Regions from separate parts of the Homo sapiens genome. Here region 1 is linked to region 2. The links are chromatin loops, found by intact Hi-C in ENCODE. Cell type or tissue: IMR-90. All regions are shown on one strand. Each heading gives the region's core, and the rest is flanking DNA. Links, peaks and the distances in the headings are about the cores only.

The links. A loop is a pair of places that touch in the nucleus more often than their neighbours do. Peaks named below come from ENCODE experiments on the same cell type or tissue, not always from the same donor. Only the 100,000 strongest peaks of a DNase experiment are listed, where the experiment ranks them.
Region 1: it touches region 2 in a loop (11-fold over the local background); 4 of 110 quality-filtered maps call a loop at or near these places.

The regions. Positions count from the first base shown.
Region 1 is chr10:23,290,019-23,300,927 of GRCh38, reverse strand. C10orf67 (chromosome 10 open reading frame 67) reads left to right here. Exons shown (of 16, transcript NM_001371909.1): 6 at 9,649-9,796. Among named protein-coding and RNA genes, the nearest start is that of C10orf67-AS1, 48 kb to the left of the region's middle. In IMR-90, for the core only: CTCF peaks have their summits at 6,104 (motif pointing left) and 7,595; no DNase peak of the experiment used is centred there; H3K27me3 peaks cover 502 bases.
Region 2 is chr10:23,524,856-23,535,764 of GRCh38, reverse strand. No RefSeq gene overlaps it. Among named protein-coding and RNA genes, the nearest start is that of OTUD1, 91 kb to the right of the region's middle. In IMR-90, for the core only: a CTCF peak has its summit at 5,511 (motif pointing right); no DNase peak of the experiment used is centred there; H3K27me3 peaks cover 267 bases.

The DNA.
Region 1 (10,909 bases), core at 1,406-9,405, 230 kb after region 2:
AGACACTAACCCCAAATGAGAGAAGTGCCGTCATAACTGCAGCCTGAGAGTTTGGTGATCTCTGGTATCTCAGTCAGTTCAATGATAGGATGACAACAGAGGAAAAAGAATGATTCCCCACAGGCCAGCAGGCAATTCCCAGTGTAGACCCTCACTGGGACACAGAATCAGAACATGGAGATTGGTGCTGCAGACATTTGCTAACTTGCGTGCTAGAAGGACTAAGGGAAACTAGGAGGAAGCCTATGAATTATTCAATGATGTCCACTACAACACAGGGAAAGGAAGAAAATCCTACTGCCTTTCTGGAGAGACTAAGAGAGGCATTGAGGAAGCATACCTCTCTATCACCTGACTCTGTTGAAGTCCAACTGATCTTAAAGGATAAATAAGTTTATTACTCAGTCAGCTGCAGACATTAGAAAAAAACTTCAAAAGTCCACCTTAGGCCCGGAGAAAAACTTAGAAACTCTATTGAACTTGGCAACCTCGGTTTTTTATAATAGAGATCAGGAGGAGCAGGCGGAATGGGACAAACGGGATAAAAAAAGGCCACCGCTTTAGTCATGGCCCTCAGGCAAGCGGACTTTGGAGGCTCTGGAAAAGGGAAAAGCTGGGAAAATCGAATGCCTAATAGGGCTTGCTTCCAGTGCGGTCTATAAGGACACTTTAAAAAAGATTGTCCAAGTACAAGTAAGCCACCCTCTCATCCATGCCCCTTATGTCAAGGGAATCACTGGAAGGCCCGCTGCCCCAGGGGACAAAGATCCTCTGAGTCAGAAGCCACTAGCCGGATGATCGAGCAGCAGGACTGAGGGTGCCTGGGGCAAGCACCAGCCCATGCCATCACCCTCACAGAGCCCCAGATATGCTTGACCATTGAAGGCCAGGAGGTTAACTGTCTCCTGGACACTGGCACAGACTTCTCAGTAATTTTTTTTTTTTTTTTTGAGACAGAGTCTCGCTCTGTCACCCAGGCTGGAGTGCAGTGGCGCGATCTTGGCTCACTGCAAGCTCCACATCCTGGGTTCGCGCCATTCTCCTGCCTCAGCCTCCTGAGTAGCTGGGACTACAGGCGCCCGCCACCACACCCGGCTAATTTTTTGTATGTTTTAGTAGAGACAGGGTTTCACCGTGTTAGCCAGGATGGTCTTGATCTCTTGACCTCATGATTCGCCCGCCTCAGCCTCCCAAAGTGCTGGGATTACAGGCATGAGCCACTGCACCCGCCCCCTTCTCAGTCTTACTCTCCTGTCGTGGACAATTGTCCTCCAGATCTGTCACTATCCAAGGGGTCCTAGGACAGCCAGTCACTAGATACTTCTCCCAGCCACTAAGTTGTGACTGGGGAACTTTACTCTTTTCACATGCTTTTCTAATTATGCCTGAAAGCCCCACTTCCTTCTTAGGGAGAGACATTCTAGCAAAAGCAGGGGCCATTATACACCTGAACATAGGAGAAGGAACACCCCATTTGTTGTCCCCTGCTTGAGGAAGGAACTAATCCTGAAGTCTGGGCAACAGAAGGACAATATGGACGAGCAAAGAATGCCTGTCCTGTTCAAGTTAAACTAAAGGATTACGCCTCCTTTTCCTACCAAAGGCAGTACCCCCTTAGACCCAAGGTCCAACAAGGACTCCAAAAGATTAAGGACCTAAAAGCCCAAGGCCTAGTAAAACCATGCAATAGCCCCTGCAATACTCCAATTTTAGGAGTACAGAAACCCAACAGACAGTGGAGGTTAGTGGAAGATCTCAGGATTATCAATGAGTCTGTTGTTCCTCTATACCCAGCTATACCTAACCCTTCTACTCTGCTTTCCCAAATACCAGAGGAAGCAGAGTGGTTTACAGTCCTGGACCTTAAGGATACCTTTTTCTGCATCCTTGTACATCCTGACTCTCAATTCTTGTTTGCCTTTGAAGATCCTTCAAACCCAATGTCTCAACTCACCTGGACTGTTTTACCCCAAGGGTTCAGGAATAGCCCCCATCTATTTGGCCAGGCACCCAAGACTATTAGCCCAAGACTTGAGCCAGTTCTCATACCTGGACACTGTTGTCCTTCGGTACATGGATGATTTACTTTTAGCCGCCCATTCAGAAACCTTGTGTCATCAAGCCACCCAGGTGCTCTTAAATTTCCTTGCTACCTGTGGCTACAAGGTTTCCAAACCAAAAGCTCAGCTCTGCTCACAGCAGGTTAAATACTTAGGGCTAAAATTATCCAAAGGCACCAGGACCCTCAGTGAGGAATGTATCCAGGCTATATTGGCTTATCCTTATCCCAAAACCCTGAAGCAACTAAGAGCGTTCCTTGGCATAACAGGAACTGCCGAATATGGATTCCCAGGTACGGCGAAATAGCCAGACCATTATATACACTAATTAAGGAAACTCAGAAAGCCAATACCCATTTAGTAAGATGGACACCTGAAGCAGAAGTGGCTTTCCAGGCCCTAAAGAAAGCCCTAACCCAAGCCCCAGTGTTAAGCTTGCCAATGGGGCAAGACTTTTCTTTATATGTCACAGAAAAAACAGGAATAGCTCTAGGAGTCCTCACACAGGTCTGAGGGATGAGCTTGCAACCTGTGGCATACCTGAGTAAGGAAATTGATGTAGTGGCAAAGGGTTGGCCTCATTGTTTTTATTTTTTTGTTTGTTTGTTTTTTTGAGACAGAGTCTCACTCTGTCGCCCAGGCTGGAGTGCAGTGGTGCCATCTCGGCTCACTGCAAGCTCCGCCTCCCAGGTTCATGCCATCCTCCTGCCTCAGCCTCCCGAGTAGCTGGGACTACAGGTGCACACCACCACGCCTGGCTGATTTTTTGTATTTTTAGTGGAGATGGGGTTTCACCGTGTTCGCCAGGATGGTCTCGATCTCCTGACCTTGTGATCCGCCCACCTCAGCTTCCCAAAGTGCTAGGATTATAGGCGTGAGCCAACATGCCCGGCCGGGTTGGCCTCATTGTTTACGGGTAGTGGTGGCAGTAGCAGTCTTAGTATCTGAAGCAGTTAAAATAATACAGGGAAGAGATCTTACTGTGTGGATATCTTACGATGTGAATGGCTTACTCACTGCTAAAGGAGACTTGTGCCTGTCAGACAACTGTTTACTTAAATATCAGGCTCTATTACTTGAAGGGCCAGTGCTGCGACTGCGCACTTGTGCAACTCTTAACCCAGCCACATTTCTTCCAGACAAAGAAGAAAAGATAGAACATAACTGTCAACAAGTAATTGCTCAAACCTATGCCGCTCAGGGGGACCTTTTAGAGGTTCCCTTGACTGATCCCAACCTCAACTTGTATACTAATGGAAGTTCCTTTGTAGAAAAAGGACTTCGAAAAGCGGGGTATGCAGTTGTCAGTGATAATGGAGTACTTGAAAGTAATCCCCTCACTCCAGGAACTAGTGCTCAGCTGGTAAAACTAATAGCCCTCACTCGGGCACTAGAATTAAGAGAAGGAAAAAGGGTGAATATATATACAGAGTAGTATGCTTACCTAGTCCTCCATGCCCATGCAGCAATATGGAGAGAAAGGGAATTCCTAACTTCCGAGGGAACACCTATCAAACATCAGGAAGCCATTAGGGAAATATTATTGGCTGTACAGAAACCTAAAGAGGTGGCAGTCTTAGACTGGTGGGGTCATCAGAAAGGAAAGGAAAGGAAAGGAAAGGAAAGGAAAGGAAAGGGAAATAGAAAGGAACCACCAAGAAGATATTGAAGCCAAAACAGCCACAAGGAAGGACCCTCCATTAGAAATGCTTATAGAAGGGGACCTCTAGTATGGGGTAATCCCCTCCAGGAAAGCAAGCCCCAGTACTCAGAAGAAGAAATAGAATGGGGAACCTCACGAGGACATAGTTGCCTTCCCTCAGGATGGCTAGCCATGGAAGAAGGAAAAATACTTTTGCCTGCAGCTAACCAATGGAAATTACTTAAAACCCTTCACCAAACCTTTCACTTAGGCATTAATAGCACCCATCAGGTGGCCAAATTATTATTTACTGGACCAGGCCTTTTCAAAACTATCAAGCAGATAGTCAAGGCCTGTAAAGTGTGCCAAAGAAATAATCCCCTGCACTGCAGGCCATACATTTCAATCCCTGTATCTTTAACCTCCTTGTTAAGTTTGTCTCTTCCAGAATCAAAGCTGTAAAACTACAAATCATTCTTCAAATGGTGCCCCAGATGCAGTCTGTGACTAAGATCTACCACAGACCCCTGGACCAGCCTGCTAGCCCATGCTCCGATGTTAATGACATCAAAGTCACCCCTCCCGAGGAAATCTCAACTGCACGACCCCTAGTACACCCCAATTCAGCAGGAAGCAATTAGAGCGGTCATCAGCCAACCTCCCCAACAGCACTTGGGTTTTCCTGTTGAGAGGGGCACTGAGAGACAGGACTAGCTGGATTTCCTAGGCCGACTAAGAATCCCTAAGCCTAGCTGGGAAGGTGACCGCTTCCACCTTTAAACACAGGGCTTGCAACTTAGCTCACACCAGACCAATCAGATAGTAAGGAGAGCTCACTGAAATGCTAATTAGGCAAAAACAGGAGGTAAAGAAATAGCCAATCATCTGTTGCCTAAGAGCACAGTGGGAGGGACAATGATCGGGATATAAACCCAGGCATTCGAGCTGGCAATGGCTACCCTCTTTGGGTCCCTTCCTTTTGTATGGGAGCCCTGTTTCCACTCTATTTAACTCTATTAAATCTTGCAACTGCAAAAAAAAAAAAGTACACATAGAAATATCGACACATGCATACAGGAAAATCTGAAAAGTTATATGTCAAAATGTTAACACTAGGAAGAAACACTTATGGGTTGCTCATGCCTTTGAATACAATTTATGGTTTATCTAAATCCCTCACTAGTACTCTTATTTAAAACTTCAACGTTATAAGAGATAATGAATCAAACACAAACCATTCTAAAGGATCGTATTTAAACTGGTTTAAATGTTTGCTTTAGGTGTTTACTTTGTTAATCTATTAGAAATCTTTATATCTAGAAAAAATTGAGCACCTTCTAAGCAATACAGCATTGTGTCAATAGCATAGATCTAATAAAATTGAATATTAATTTTTGTATATATCTTGGACTAGGAAGCACATTCAATTTTTGCATTTGCCTTTGAAAAACCTTTTCTTGGGTTTACATTTACTTTTACTTTTTGAAGAAAACAATTTAATAGAAAAGACTAAAAACTGTAATAGTTTGCTTTTAATCCTGCCTTGGCCAAAGACATCCAGTGTAGATGTGGCAAGGCAATTTTGATCCATTTATTTCCCATTTGTGAAATGCAACATGATACCCGCCTGGCTAAACTAGAGAGTTATGATAAGAACACCTGCTGTATTGAATGTAAATTGCTTCAAGTTCTTTGAAGAAATATTCATGTATCAATTCAGGTATTATAAGGAAATGCACAAATCCTTATGGCCATCCGTTTATGTTCCATAAAATGTACCAAACAGACCTCTGGACTGTTGAGAACACCCCAATTGGGTAAGACAGCTCCCTATACTCTTGAAATATTTACACCTCTAACTTTTCTCTTCAGCTGGTTACCTGGCCCAGCTGGACATTCTGGGGAAAGCGTGAGGATGGGCTGTGGCTTTGTGAAAAGGAGAGCAGGTGGGAGCCACACCGGCTCATATGTAAGCAGGCTGTTCTCTGGCTTTCAGTGGCATCCAGAATACTCTGGTTATTCCAATGTAGTTAGTCCCCAAAGAGCACATTAGAATTTCTGTAAACACTCTTAATATTTGAGGAAGGTGAGGTGATTCTGATTAACGGGGTGTATGGATTTCTCCTGGAGACCCCGACAAAGCATACGTGTCTGCTCTCCCCTCCTGACTGCTCTGCTCTCCCCTCCTGACTGAGGGTGATGGAAAGCATACGTGTCACCATTTCAAGAACACAGACATGAATGCCACAAAGGCAGGTCATAGCTTATATCAAATAAAATGAAACACACTTTTTTCCTACATTCTCTAAGAACAAACTTTCCTAAAACCTTAAGTTCTAGATGATCTTTTTTATTTGAAATTTCATCTGATTCAACTGCCCCCTCTAGTGGTATTTTAAAAACCCCTGGGACACCAAGTCTCAAATTAGATTGGGAACACGGGATTTGGAAAAACAATTAAAAATTTCAAAGTAGCAGTGGAAGTAAGTTGAAAAAAAAAGTGAAATAAACAAGTTTTATTTAGTTTATCTACAGTTATCTAGTTTACTCTTACTGATTATCAAATTACTTCAATAGCTTTATAATTAATAAGTAGTTGTAATTTCTCATCTCCAGATGGGAACATCCTGAATGTCGAATTTTCCCAAGAGCAACTTCATTCAAGGGATGAAATGTTCAGGTTTTATTCGGTGGGAAATCAATGTGACTCAGCTGCATACCATTGTAGCCATCAGGTTTCCATGCTGTCCGTTGGCTAATCCTCTTGAGAATTTATAAAGGAGGTTAGCCTTTATGTCTCTGTAATTGTGTGTGTGTGTTTCTGTGTGTGTGTGTGTTTCTGTGTGTGTGTGTGTGTGCCTGTGCATGTGTTTTAATTTCAATTGGAGCTGGCATTTTGAATAGACTTTTTATTTTTCTTATCCCAACACTGATGAGCCCTGCAACCATCACCCACCTACCTTCCATTGCGAGCATATCTGCTTGTTGCTGACAGCTCTGAAACAGAGCTGTCATTCAAGAGTGGCAGCTCTGCAGGGTTGCACTGCCCAGAGTGCCACTTTCCTGGTTGTCACTCATTGGGAAAGCACCTGCTCTTCTCTGTGACTGTCATGAGGCATGGGCTTGCATCAGAACTCTGCTCCTCCCCAGAAAATTGAGATGTCCAATTCAATGGAGCCTGTGGAGGGGAAACTGCTGAGAAGGCACAGAAAGTGCTCTGAAGCAGGACTTCTCAGACTTTACTGCTCACATGCATCACCTGCAGATCTCGTTAGATGCAGACTCTGACACAGTAGCTCTGGGTTGGGCCTGAGGGGCTGCATTTCTAATCAGTTCCCAGGTGATGCTGAGGCTCCTGGTCCATGGACCGCATTTGAGGAGCAAAGCTCCCAAGTACACCTGTTTTCAAAAATGATTCTTTCGAGATTCAATTTGGGATTCAGTTTGTAATTCTATGCATCTTGTGAATATTCACAAAAGATATAGCACATATGCCACCACCTGAAGCCCTAGTTTTTATAATATGAAAGAAAAACTTGAGATTGGTAAGTTTCTTTACAATTTTGAAATTCCAGAATGATCATGGATTGCACACAGTCTCTCTTATAGTGTGGTTTAAACGGCTACATCCAGTTAACTGCCTTTAATGATCTCCATCCTTCTTAACCTCATTTTATTAAGGCAGTTTATTTTTTAAAAGTCTCCTGGTTTAAGCAAACACAAACTAGCAGTGTGGGCAGATGGCAGAAGGAACACCACCACAAAACCTGCCACTCAGAGTGTAACAGAGCACCGTAGCAGCTCAGAACGATCCCTTTGTTCATTTTGCTAATGAGTGTCCTCATTGCTGTGGGCGTCTGAATAGTTAATTACTTGCAGTTCCCACAGCTGACAGATGGTGGGGACAGAGCTAAGGGTTAACCTTGGAAGAACAGGGGTTGTGGTTTGATATGTGGAGGACAAACCCCCGTATTTAATGTGTTTTCCTTGCGTCCTGCTTTCATACAAAGAGATTCTTAGAACCCGTAGTTAGGTATTAGCTGCTACCATTTGTAAATTTTACACTTCATCTGATGAATTCAAATAGTTCTTCTTTAGTTTATGAGAATCGGGTGCTCATGTAATCCTCTGTGGATGTTCATATTCTGCCACTGTTAGGAAAAGTATGCTTAAGCCTATTAAGGCCAGTATTGTTTGTTTATTTCTTTCCACACACACACACACACAAAACCTTTTAGTCTATAAATGCATTCTGTGATGGTCTCAAATTGAACAATGTGGGACAAGAAATTAATGACGGATTCTTCGTTTATTAAGAAAACAGTGTTGTTTATTAACTACTTACTAGGTTTGTTAGTTCTCATTAGTTAAGATGAATTGGGCTCAAATAATTTAAGTGAAATGGTGAATCAAAGTCATGAAGATTTGTAATTGAGCTTAGTGCAAAATTTAAGAACATATTTTAAATATTACTAACTCTTACACACACACACACACACATATATATACCATACGTAATTTCATTAGTAAGTCACTTGTTTTAAAGGACTTATTAATGTACTACAAAAAATTTAAATCACTTCTTTTTCTTTAAAACTGTTACAGGGGAAAATATTTTAATAGTTTACTTCCACATATCCTTAACCTTAAATGAAAGTGTAGTTCCAAAGGGAAATCAGTCGAGAGAAATTATTTTGTTTTTGAGGGAAGATTTTATTTTTAGTTATTGCCATCATGGAATTACTGTAAAAAGAATAAGTTATAATTCACCTGTGATGACCTTAAGATCAAAAGTATTTTTAATGTCTATAGTAATTTTGAACAAGGCATGTAGAATCTTCTATCTCCTTTGGCATAATAATATTTTGAGATTGCATAATCTGTTTAATATCATACCACAATAAAGTATAAAGTTCTGCACCAGCTTCCCCAATCCATTAGAGCTTAATTTTTTTTTTTTTAATGCATGGCAATAAAATCTAGACAGCCATAAGGGAGGATATTCAGATGTTTTCAATAGCTTTGAAACAGACAAGAAGAAGAAGGCAAAAAAAAAAAAAAAAAAAAGAGTAGCTGTCCCAATAAGCGCGTCTATTGCGTAAGAAAAAGCTCTCCCATAATGGACATGGCAAGATTTAAACAAAAGACGCACATAATAAAAATGTAAATGAGTTTGCTTTACTAAAACTATAACTTTAAAGTCTTTTGTTGTAAGTTATCCTGAAACCTTCTTACAAGGTAATCACTGTTTGCATAGAGATTTAAACCAAAGTCTTCAATAGCATTAAACGCCTGCACAGACCCCGTGTGACAAGCATGCAAAGCCATGTTAATGTTCAGAATATGAATTGCCTCTGGGTGGCTCCTCCACCAAGCAGAAAACCAACTGTGTGGATATCCGTGTGCCTGATGGACTCCATGCGGCTCCCAGCCTGAAAACGTCACCACTTTGACATGTGATGTGCTCCTCATGACACTGGCAGCACTGACACTGGGAAATGCCACAAAGGCAACAAGCCCCCCTCCTTAGCCATGCACTCTGCCACCCCCTGGCGCTGCCCGTCCTGGTCCCCCCAGCCTGCCTAGTTACAGGCGGACAGCACTTCAGACACACACAGAGGGAAGTGTGGGTGGAGGGGCCCCAGCTGCCTCCCCGGACACAGCCTCCATAATGAATTGACCTGAATGATGAGGGCACACAAACAGTATGATATGCATTATTCCTGTCAATAAAATGTCCCCATGTGTTGAGGTCTTTGTACAGAATGTACTGGAGCCTTTCTTCCAGCAAGCTCTATTTAGGCTCCTTCCTTTTTACTATTCTTATAAGTGTGTAATAGAATTCAGAAAATTATATGATAGCTTTTCTGTATCTGTATTGTCCTTGTCTTGCATATTTAAATCCTTGGCTCCCTGCTTAGGAATATGGCATTCTCCATCTTTTAGGAATCTTTTGCCAAAGAAACCAGCTCTCCAAAATCAAACCTAGAAAAGGAAAATTTGGAGTACAAAGTGGAAAATGAGAGGCTGCTTCAGATCATTTCAGAGCTTGAAGAAGAAATCCAGATCAATCTAAAAGAAAATTCAGGATTAGGTAACATTTTGAAATCACTTTTGAGAAAAATCTGTATATTGGTCACTTTGTAAAGCTCATAACTATGTTTGTCTTTTCCAAACATACATTCGTTTGGTTATTTACATTTGAAAGATGAATTTCATAGCCATCTTTGCTTTTTATTAAAGATAGCACTTCTTGCTTGGGACAGAGGATGTGTTTGTAGTTGTACCCCTGAGCCATGTCACGTTAATTCAGGGTGTTGTTTCAAGACAGACATTGGCCTTTGCAAAAATTTGCTAATCAATGCTCCATTTCACTTAGAAATATTATAGCCAGATAGAAACTTTTGCTGATTTGTTTCAGATGCTTAACTGATTATCTAAACTTGATAACATTTAAAAACTTAAGAATACATATAGGGATATGCTTTGTAGGGAAAACAGAGTTAGCCCTTCAGGAAAATATGCTAGTACTTACTAGTTACTTCAATTTTTGATGCAAAGCTTAAATACACAATTTCATTTGTATACTTAATACCTCTTTTCTTTCATACCACAAACATTGGTGAAAGTTGTGTTTAAATCACCGAAGTTGTTAGAACATGTGGAAAAGAGAAAAAAATAATCACCAAGGTGAGATTGCTCTAACGTATTTTTTCATTTAACTGTGATCCGAGTGATTATGTTAATTACATGATGTTGTCCTTAATCTGCAGTATTCAAAGCAATGAGCAGGCAATACAATGAATTATAGCAAAATATCAGTAAAATGAGATATATTATATTAATATTATCCCTTGGATGTAAAATTCTACCATGCCAGTATAGTCTCATTCTCTTCTGCTGTGGCATAGCAAGGCTTTTTAGTTTTGGGTCGTTCTTATTAAGTCATAAACTGCCACCTGCTAAAGCTCTTTGTATTGGCTGTGACCAACAGCAAAAATGTCCGTCGCTAGTATTGATGAAAAGCTTTCAGCCCTCAGCCACACTTGGATCTTGAACTTACTTCTTAATCCCTATCTGACCGGCCATCTGAACAGCAGGAAGAAGGCTGCGAATGTCAAGGGCAGTTGTGAAGGTCACAGTCCTGCTAGGCCTTGTGTCCACTATGCCTGCTAGTGCCCCACAGCCTGCCCTGAAGCAGGCCGTT
Region 2 (10,909 bases), core at 1,289-9,288:
TTCACCTACTACTACATAATCTCCATCAGCCCCTCCCCACTCAAACAAATTATGTCCTTAATCCCCTTTTTATAGGAATTCTAGAGCAACTTCTGAGTTGGTGCTAAATAAATATTGCTGAAAATTTCTTATTTGACCAGTATGATAGGTCCTCTATTTTATATCCCTTGGATGTATCTCTAGCTCCCCTCTATGGAGGGTAAATGTTAGGGTATCTCTTGTGGATAATTCAGATGGGTAAGTGTCCCAGAAAGAAAGGGGCAGAGATCTTAAGGATTAATATAGTTGACCTAGAGAGAGTTAAATGCTGGTGGGGCATGGTGGCTCACGCTGTAATTCCAACACTGCAGGAGGCCAAGGTGGTAGGATCATTAAGCCCAGGACTTTGAGACCAGCCTGGGCAACATAGTGAGACCTTGTCTCTATTTTTTAAAAAAATACAAAAAAAAAAAAAAGACTAAATGCTATCTTGTTAGCTATCTGCTAAATGTTACTGAGTAATAGCGTAAATAGATAAAACAGAAAACAAACTGAAAACAGCTTACCCGGCCAACTCCTCTGAGTTGGGAGCATAAAAATCCAAGTCACATCCACTCTTCTGTTTGAGTCCTCATAGGATGCTACACAACTCCTCTCTTTCTTCTGGAAAGGTATTTTCCAGTCTTTTTTGGACAATCAAAGGCTTTTAAAGTTCAGACACCTGCCAATGTTTGTTACAGCTGCTTAACAGCTAACAATGGAGCAGAACCTCTACCTAGGTATTACTCCATCAGAATGCAATGATTGCCTTCCGCCCACCCTAGCATATGTCAGGTTAGGTTACCATACTTCATTTCTTTCACCCACCAATCTCTTCTGCTAGAAGTGGGTGGATAATGGCAGGAGGTTCCTCCTTTGCAGTGTCTTTTATCAATACTAATATAGCACCACTGCTATCTTCATTTTTCTTATTTGTTTCAGAATTGATTCTGCCCAGAGTGTAAACACCAAACAGGGTAATTAGTAAAGAGTTCGTGGTTTTAATCATCTTTGAACTTACCGGTTGAATAAAATACTCTATTTGATTATTCATTGAACATCCAGGTGCTGGTTTTAGCTTCAAGAAGTTTACAACATATTTGGGGAAACTCAGAAGTAAACAGATGATGGCACAGCAAGTCTATAGTAGACGTGTTCACAGAGAAAAAACTTTAAGGCTGTCTAAAGGAGGAAGCACCTGAGCTGAATTGTGAAGCCGTGCAGGCAGAAGCAGTGGGGAGGATGTTCATAGAAGGAGCAGCTAGCACACCGAGGCAGGAAGGAGCACAGCACATTTAAGGATCAACTAGCCTGGCTGGAATGTGGAGTTGAAGGGAAGGACTGGCTAACCACCATGTTGGACAGGATGGAAAGGTCATGCAAAAGAACTCATGGCTCCTTAGCAAATGATCTCATGCAAGATATTCTTTTTCTTTTCTTTTTTTTTTTTTTTTTTTTTGACACAGCATGTCACTCTGTCACCCAGGCTGGAATGCAGTGGTGCAATCATACCTCACTGCAGCCATGACTTCCTGGGTTCAAGTGATCCTCCCACCTCAGCCTCCCAAATCGCTAGGACTACAGGCTTGCACCACCACACCTGGCTAATGTTTTCGCTTTCTTTTTATTTATTTATTTATTTATTTATTTATTTATTTATTTATTTATTTTGAGATGGAATCTCCCTCTGTTGCCCAGGCTGGAGTGCAGTGGTGCAATCTTGGCTCACTGCAAGCTCTGCCTCCCAGGTTCAAGTGATTCTCCTGCCTCAGCCTCCCGAGTAGCTGGGACTACAGGTGCCCGCCACCATGCCCGGCTATTTTTTTATATTTTTAGTAGAGACGGGGTTTCAATGTGTTAGCCAGGATGGTTTCGATCTCCTGACCTCATGATCCGCCCACCTCAGCCTCCCAAAGTTCTGGGATTACAGGCATGAGCCACCACTCCTGGCCCTCATTTTCATTTTTTTAAATAGAGACGGGGGTCTCACTATGTTGCCCAGGCTGGTCTCAAACTCCTGGCCTCAAGCAATTCCCCTGCCTCTGCCTCCCAAAGTTCAGATATTACAGGAATGAGCCATGACACCCAGCCTCATGAATGATTTTTAAACTGACATTATGAGATCTTCAATTTAGAAAGTTAACTCCAGAAAGGAGAATGGTAGTGAGAGGTGAATAACTCAAGGCTGAGAAAAGAAATTAGGAGGCTGTTATAAGAAGACATACAAAAAGTAAGAAGAATCTTGACTAAGAATGTAGTACTGGGGATAGAAAGAGGTGCTTTTCAGAAATAATAGAAATAGCGTTGAAGTATCATAATGACTGAGAAGACATAGGGGACAATAAGTGAGGGCATCACTGATGATTCACAGGTTTCTGGCTTAAGCAATCAGGTAGATAATGATACTACTCCCTGACACAGGGACTATGAAGAACTTAGGAAGAGTTTCATTGTGAGACGCATTGACTTCGAGGTTTCCCTGGGACTTATGAGAAAAAGTGTCCAGTACACAATTATATACACAGGTCTTGAGTTTGAGAAGCAGTTTAGGGCCTGGCACAGTGGCTCATGCCTGTAAATCCCAGTACTTTGGCCGAGGCAAGAGGATCTCTTTTTTTTAAATTATGGTTTTAAATTTTTATGGGTGCATAGTAGGTGTATATTTTCATGGAGTATGTGCGATGTTTTGATGCAGGCATGCAATGTGAAATAAGCATATCATGGAGAATAACCCTATCCATCCCCTCAAGTATTTGCCCTTTGAGTTACAAACAATCCATTTACATTCCTTATTTTTAAATATACAATTAAGTTATTATTGAGGAGGATCATTTGAGCCCAGGAGTTTGAGACCAGCCTGGACAACATAGGGGGACCCTGTATCTACAAAAAAAGAAACAACATTAGCTGGGCATGGTGGTGCACACCTGCGGTCCCAGTGACTTGGGGAACTGAGGTGGGAGGATCATTTGGGTCTCAGAGGTCAAGGGTGAAGTGAGCTGAGAGCTCATCACTGAACTCCAGCCTAGGTGATAGAGAAAGACTCTGTCTCAAAAAAGAAAAAAGAAAGAAAGAAAGAGTTTAGTACTAGAGATGGAAATTTGGGAGCCATTAGCACCTTGGTGGAAGCTAAAGCCATGATAGTTAATAAGCTCATTCAAAGAGCCTGTGGCTAATGAGATGAAGATGGGAAACCAAGGCCACCTGAACAGGAGCTAGACCCTAGCATTGGCTGATATCTGTGACTCTGCATTAAAAATGCACCCAGAAGAAAGAAAAGCCCTGCTCCCTCATATTCCCTAAGTAAGTTTACTTACGGTTCTGCAGTCTTTGTGGGTTTTTGAAGTTCGTTTTGGAATTTTGTGTTTAGTCTTCATTTCATGAAGACTCTACTTTTGAAATTTCAAATTGGCCTAATAAACTATGAGTGAGATGGGGACAGGATGGGGATGAGCAGGTCACCTGATACCAAACACGGCTGGGGACCGAAGGTTTTGGAAAATCCTCATTTACTAAATGGGGCAGTTTTACTGAGATAGAGCCATGGGCATAAGAGATGCGATATTGCTACAGCTAGCATCAGCCCCAACCCAGAAGCTATTATTAGGCATCTTGGTACTTCCTACTTGCAAAAGTTAGTCATCATGATATATTAGTAAAAATTTTAATATGGAGAAAAGAAATGAAGGAAACTTGCATGGTTTGGAATGAGCATTTTAAGGTAAATGAAAAGTTCATATCCTCTTGCGTCTCTGTGTCTTATGAATATTAAATCAGTCACTTACCCTGTTTTGATTATTATCAGGTCTTCCTCCTGATCATCATCTTCCTGATTCTTGGGACTCTGGAACCTGCTGTTTTCCCTTACCTTCCAGAATGTTCTGTTCACTGATAACCCTTGAACAAGTTACTTGACTATGCAGGCAGTATCTGCTCTGTACTAATCAGGACTCTTTGGGATGTAAGTGACAGAAACCCAACTCCAACTAGCTGAGGCAAAAGGGGAAATGTACTGGTTCCAAAAAGCGTGGCTCAGGCATGTTCCCTGCTCTATGTCTCTGCCTGTTTCTGCTGTCAGCTGCCATCTCATCTTCTGGACTGATTTTCTCCACAAAGCAGGAAGCAGCACCACAATTCACATCTCCTGAGTTTGACACCAGAGAATATCTCAGACTTCTCACTAGAGCTGAGTTCAAAACGACTCAGGTAATTCTCTGATTGGCCCAGCCTAGGAAACACGTCTACCCCACAACCACACATTCTATCCAGAAAAATGGTATTTCTAAAAAAAGGTGGAGGGAGGGGAGCAAAATAACAGACACCATTCTGTTGTAGCAGAATTCTCCCTCCATTATCTTGTTCCCCCACAGATCTTCCTGGGTGCCTTATGTATCAGGGAAGCTCTTCCTCTTTTAGAGTCTATTCCCTTTTTACCCTGCTCAATTACTCCTTAAAGGTTTTGTCTGCTCTCAGGCTGGCACGCTTCAATCCTCTCGACTTTAGATCAACTTTAGATGTCATTGCTTCCAGGAACCACATGTGAAGACTTGTCTTCAGATTACCCAGTGAAACCACAGAAGAAATGGAGAGGTCAGAGTTCCAACAAGCAGGATCATCAAGAAGAGAGGATATTTTCTCTGCTGGGTTCATAAGATAGTTTTGCAATCCTACCAAGTAGGGAGGCTGGTGAATTCAAAGAAGACAAATCTATCTATCTTTGTGCTAATTCCGATTTTGAAAAAAACCTATTTAGAGACACATGGCAATTTAAGAAAGCAGGAAACCAAAGAACCTGGCATTCTTGGAACAATAAATAAAAAGCTCCTTAAAAGTTAACAAGGCAAAGATGAATGTGGATTCTAACACGTGAAGTTAGCAGTATTTCATGATTTGGCTCTGCCGGAAGTTATTATACCAGAATAGAGCCAAAATGGAAACTTGCTTTGATCTACAGTTCCCAGTAAAAGAAATCTAAAATTAGACACAGTGTGATCAGTTACAGAGTATTTCTAATGGATCACTGAGCAGATTAGTGATTCAGTTTTGTTCCTTGAATATAAGAAGACAGACTAATGATTGGCTAAAAGACAGACTTAAGAGAATATGACTACACTGAAGACCACTTATCAAAGGTTACATTGGAATACAATTAAGTTGGAAAGTGTATTATTCATTTTAGTCCACTAAATATTTGATTGCTTTTTCTTTCTTATACATATTGCAAATATCCCCTTCAATTATAATTTTTTATAATTTTAATTTTCTTGGCTATGTGGCCTCTATTAGAAGAAACAAAATAAGCAAAGAACTGTTTTTATAATTTATTTTCTAATAGTCAATCTTCTACCAATAAGTAATAATTCAAAAGCTGAATGTATAATATATAATGGTTATGATTCGCTTTACTTAGTTTATTCCTTTTAAATTGGAAACTGTTAAACTTTTACATTTTTTTTCAGAATAAGAAATCATATCTCATGTATATTACCACTAGGTGGCTCAAATGGCTAAAACACCAGTTCATTATACAAGCAGATCAAAACCTTAAATATTTAAAGATTTATCTCTTTCTACAGTTCTATATACTTTAATTTTCTACAAACTTTCACATTATTTATAGATTATCGCTATAATACTACCCATGGTAAACAATTACTTTAATGTAGATCATCAACACATATGCTATTTTTATGAATGAGAGGATTAACAGACACAATGAATGAGTTATGTTACATTTCATCATAAACACGCAATAATAAATTAAAATTTTATCAGCTGACTGAGAACAAAGTATTCAACGGGGTCTAAAGAACCAGAGTACTGGGTTATATTTCATTTTAATGTATCCAGGCATTTCTAGAGATTACCAGCTTTATTTTCTGGCAGTTGTGGTTATTTATGTCTCTTCTCTACGGCAATGTCGCCATGTGGCTCTATGATAGACAGTGTCTTGCAGCCAGAGCTCAATCTCTCTGTAGACTAGAGACTTTGAAAATCAAAGCAGTCTTCCTTAGAGTAAGTTTTGAAATGCAGGACTCTCCAGATACCGTGTCCATCACATTAGCTGGCTGGAGGCCCTTGCCTCTGCCTGATACAAAGAAAACAAAAGCAGAAAATGATTGTTTTCTTCCCAATTTAAAAAGCATCTTATAATTCTGTTTGACTATTCAAGATAGAGCATCAAGGGGGAGAAAGGAGGAGAGATCCTTTCAAGCTGGAAAGGAACGTATTAAGCCTGTAGATTCTGTCAAAAAAAAAAAGGAAAACATAATGGCGTCCTTGGACTAAGAGAGCCTTGTATGTTTTCTAATCAAGAATAATCAATACACATTCCCCTTATTCTGAAGGTATTTTTGTTGTTGTTCTCTATACTTTCTTAGTACTGTACCAACAGAAGCTCTGCCCTTCTAGTTTAAAGGTGAGAACCAATGAAATAAAATCTTAAAGAAAATCTCTTTCGAAGTGATAATTTTTTTTTAAGAGACAAGATCCCACTCTGTCACCCAGGCTGGAGTGCAGTGGCGCCATCACAGCTCACCGCGGCCTGGAACTCCTAGGCTCAAGCCATCCTCCTGCCTCAGCCTCCCAAAGCTCTGGGATTACAGATGTAAGCCACCATGGCTGGCCCTCAAGGTAATGATTTTATCTTTGATTATTTGTCTTTTTAATCCCAAACAACTGAATTTTTCACCATAAAAGTTATTTAATTGGCTCTACCCTGGGGGAGAATAAAGATATATAGAAAAAGCTTAAGGGAGGATTTTTCCAACTCTTGTAACAGACGAGTAGCATTCTCCCCCTAATTTTTATCCTCTGTAGAGGTATTTTAAAAATCTTTTCCTTGGTCATTTATTATTTGTTATTTGGAAGTACATTTAGGAATCTTGAGTTTGGCTTAAAAGAAAAGTATTGATTCTCCCTCAGGGAGCTATAATTCAGTTTCAGCTGCAGTAACAGCAGGTCCTGATATTTTTATATTCATATTCAAGCATCTGACATTTGGGTTTTATTTGAATATAGAGCTGTAAATATAACATGAACCAGTTATCACATAGCTTTTTAATACCGAGATCTAATTAGTTCTTTCCAAGCGTGATGACTATACTCTGTCAAAGTTCTAACCAGTTAGCTTTTGAGAAAGAAATATTATCTTCCCTTACTGTGGCCATGAATAGTTTCCACTGGGTGAGAAAAAAAAACCTCAAATGATAAAAGAGAATTAATAGCTCACATGACTGAATGCTAGAAGTAAGGTTAGTTTCAGGATTGGTTCAGTTCAATTGCTCAACAGTGTCATCCAAGACCAAGTTTAGTTCAACATCTGTCTGCCTTTGGCAATGTCATCTTCAATCCCAGCAGTCCTATTTGGGCTGTCCACAACTACCTGGGCCCTGCCTCCATTTATATCTAAGGATAGAGAAAGAAGCTGCTTTCCCAGTTTTCCAAAACAGAGGACACTTCTTTACCAGAAATTACTCAGCAAACATGGTCTCAGGCTCGCTACCCACCCCTGATGCAATAACTCTGATCAGGGAATAGTTGTCCCTCATTGGTATAGGCTCCACCTAGGTACATGCCCCATCTCAGAAGCCAGGAACAGAATCAGCTCCCCGCAGCAAATGGGCTGTATAAAGGAGGTGTGGATACCTGTGTACGAGGGAGCACTGCTCCTATAGGAGGGAAAAGGAGGAGATATCAGTTAGGGGGTGGGGGTGGCTACTAATACATACATCGCCTGACTATGGATGGGAAACTCTAGAATCAAACTGCCTGATTTTGAACCCAAGTTCTACCACTTATTAGCTCTATTACCAGGTGCAAGGTACTTGACCTGTCTCATCAAGTAACAAGTGGGCCAATGATTTGCTTAATTGCTTATATCATAGGTTTTTTTTTTCTAAAATACAAGGTATTTAGTCAAGCATTTATTACACTCTTTCTTTGTGTGAGGCATGTGAAAAGAATTGGAGAGAACACAAAAGTGAACAAAATGATGTTCTACTTTGAAAGAGCAAGCAATTCAGGAGAGGAAATTAGAGCCCAGACATCATGGTAATAGACAGATGGGATAAGTTACATAAAAAGATATGTTTCCTAAAATGACATTTTTCCTAATTAAATATTCTTTAATAGCAAGCACATCATGTAGTATTTTTCACATCCAAATGAAGTTGACACAATTTTCTGGATATTCATTAATGATAAATGACATTGATAATTTTTTTTTTGAGACGGAGTCTTGCTCTGTCACCCAGGCTGGAGTGCAGTGGCGCGATCTCAGCTCACTGCAACCTCCACATCCCGGGTTCAAGCAATTCTCCTACCTCAGCCTCCCAAAGAGCTGAGATTACAGGCACATGCCACCACATCCAGCTAATTTTTGTATTTTTAGTAGAGACGGAGTTTCACCACGTTGGCCAGGCTGGTCTCGAACTCCTGACTTCGTGATCCACCTGCCTAGGCCTTCCAAAGTCCTGGGATTACAGGCGTAAGCCACCGTGCCCAGCTGACATCAAAAACTAATAATCAGAACAATCAAACTACCAAAAAATAAATAATGGTAACCAACCAAATTTCAACTATAAAGTGTGTAAAATATAATGTTATCCTGCTACACATCTATTAGAATGGCCAAATTCCAGATGTAGATCAATAGGAACCTTCAGTCATTGGTGGTGAAATGCAAAATGGTACAGCCACTTGGGAGGCAGTTTGGCAGTTTCTTATAAAACTAAACATACTCTTACCATGCAATCTCACTCTTTGAAATTTACTCAAAGGAGCTGAAAATTTATGTCCCCACAAAAACCTACACATGGATTTTTGTTTGTTTTTGAGACAGGGTTTCACTCTGTCACTCTGTCACCCAGGCTGGAGTGCAGTGGTGCCACCATGGCTCACTGCAGTCTCAACCTCCCTGGCTCAAGTGATTCTCCCACCTCAGCCTCCTGAGTAGCTGGAACTACAGGCACGCACCACTAGCCAAGTGGCCTAGGCTAGTATCAAACTTCTGGACTCAAGTGATCCACTCGTGCTGGCTTCCCAAAGTGCTGGGATTACAGGCATAAGCCACCGCACCTGGCCCACGTGGATGTTTATAGCAGCTTTATTCATAATTGCTAAAAAACTTGGAAGCAACCAAGAGATCCTTCAGTAGGTGAATGAATAAATGAACTGTGATACATTTAGACACTGGAATATTATTCAGTGCTAAAAAAAAATGAGCTGTCAAGCCATGAAAATACATGGAGAAAACTTAAATGCACAGTACTAAGTGAAAGAAGCCAATCTGAAAAGCCTAAAAAGCTAAAAATGTTTAGTTTTATAAGAGCATGTTTAGTTTAATATACATACTGTATGATTCCACTATATAACATTCTGGAAAACGCAAAACTGTGGATACAGTAAAAAAAACAGTGATGCCAGAGGTTGGGGGTGGGGGATGATTAGGCGGAGCACAGAAAATTTTTAGGGCAGTGAAATTACTCTGTATGATAGTACAATGGTGGATACACATCACCATGCATTTGTCTAAATCCATAGAAGGTATAACAAGAGTGAACCCTAATGTAAACTATGGACTTTAGATGATAATGACATGTCACTGTAGGTTCATCAAGCAACAAAAATGCCACTCCGATGGGAGGTGTTGATAGTGGGGTAGCCATGCACGTGATGGGTGCTGTGAACCTCAAACTACTGTTAAAAAAAAATCTCTAAAATGTGTTTGTGTGTTTGTGTGTGTGTGTGTGTGTGTGTGTGTGATGCTATCAACTCTGTAATATTTGAAATATTTGAAATAAAATAGAGAAGCAGAGGTGAGCGCTATCCAAAAATCATTGCAATCTTCCTTGGAAGTCTTTTGTGCTTAACGGTGTAGGGTGTAAGGATGTGATATTCTATGACCTGTTACCAGATCACAAAATGAACCTCACCGTGAAAACCTAGGAAGTTGTCTTTTCCCAGTCCACACCTGGGTTAGCTCTTTCCTGGGTAAAAATAGAAAGCTTTCCCTTGTTCTAAATAGAGTTTATTCTCTTGGAGCAAAGGTAGTTAAAATTCTGCTTTTCCAAGACCTTTAATGAGTAAACAGTATGTCAGCGAAGTACAATAATTCAGTAACTACCACCCTTAGAGGGCACTATGGTGCCTTCTGTGCCACCCAAGTCAACTCTCTAATGACAGCCCTGCGGAACTGGCTTGCTGGGCCTATTTCTTTCCAAGTCTTAGTCCCCAGAATTTTGAACACCCTGCTTTTTACATGGTTTTCCTTAGTGTTAAAAGAACATAATCACAGCAAGATAACAATTCTACAAAACTAAAAGAACCTAACCAAACTAACACCAGATAGAAGGTACACAGAGTCTTTGCTTAAAAAAAAGAAAAAAGAAAAGAAAAGAAAAGAAAATGACCATTACTCTATGTATTTATAGCCACTGGTAACGTCTTCATATTCCTTTTGAAATGCACTGGTGATTTCCAAACACCCTACCCCAAAGTATGGCACCTTGACATACTGAATATTTCAAGCTGAAGGAATGTGTGAAAACAGCAGAAACAGGAAGGTCTCTCTGGCCTTCATTTGTCCTCTCCTGAAGCAGGGCATAAGAATCTCATGTGAAAGCTACCCACCCTATACCCAGAAAGAAAAAATCTCTGAAGACACAGGGACATGGAAGAATTTGAACAAATAGGTTTGCTAAGTTTCCCCAAGTTTATTACCATTAGATCATACCCTTTTTTCCCACTCATATTTCTCCACAACTGTCCACTCTTGATCAAACCAGCTATAAAAAACCACTCAAGTTTGGCTGCATGTAGTGGCTCATGCCTATAATCTCGGCTGTTTGGGAGGCCAAGGAAGGAGGATCACTTGAGGCCAGGAGTCCAA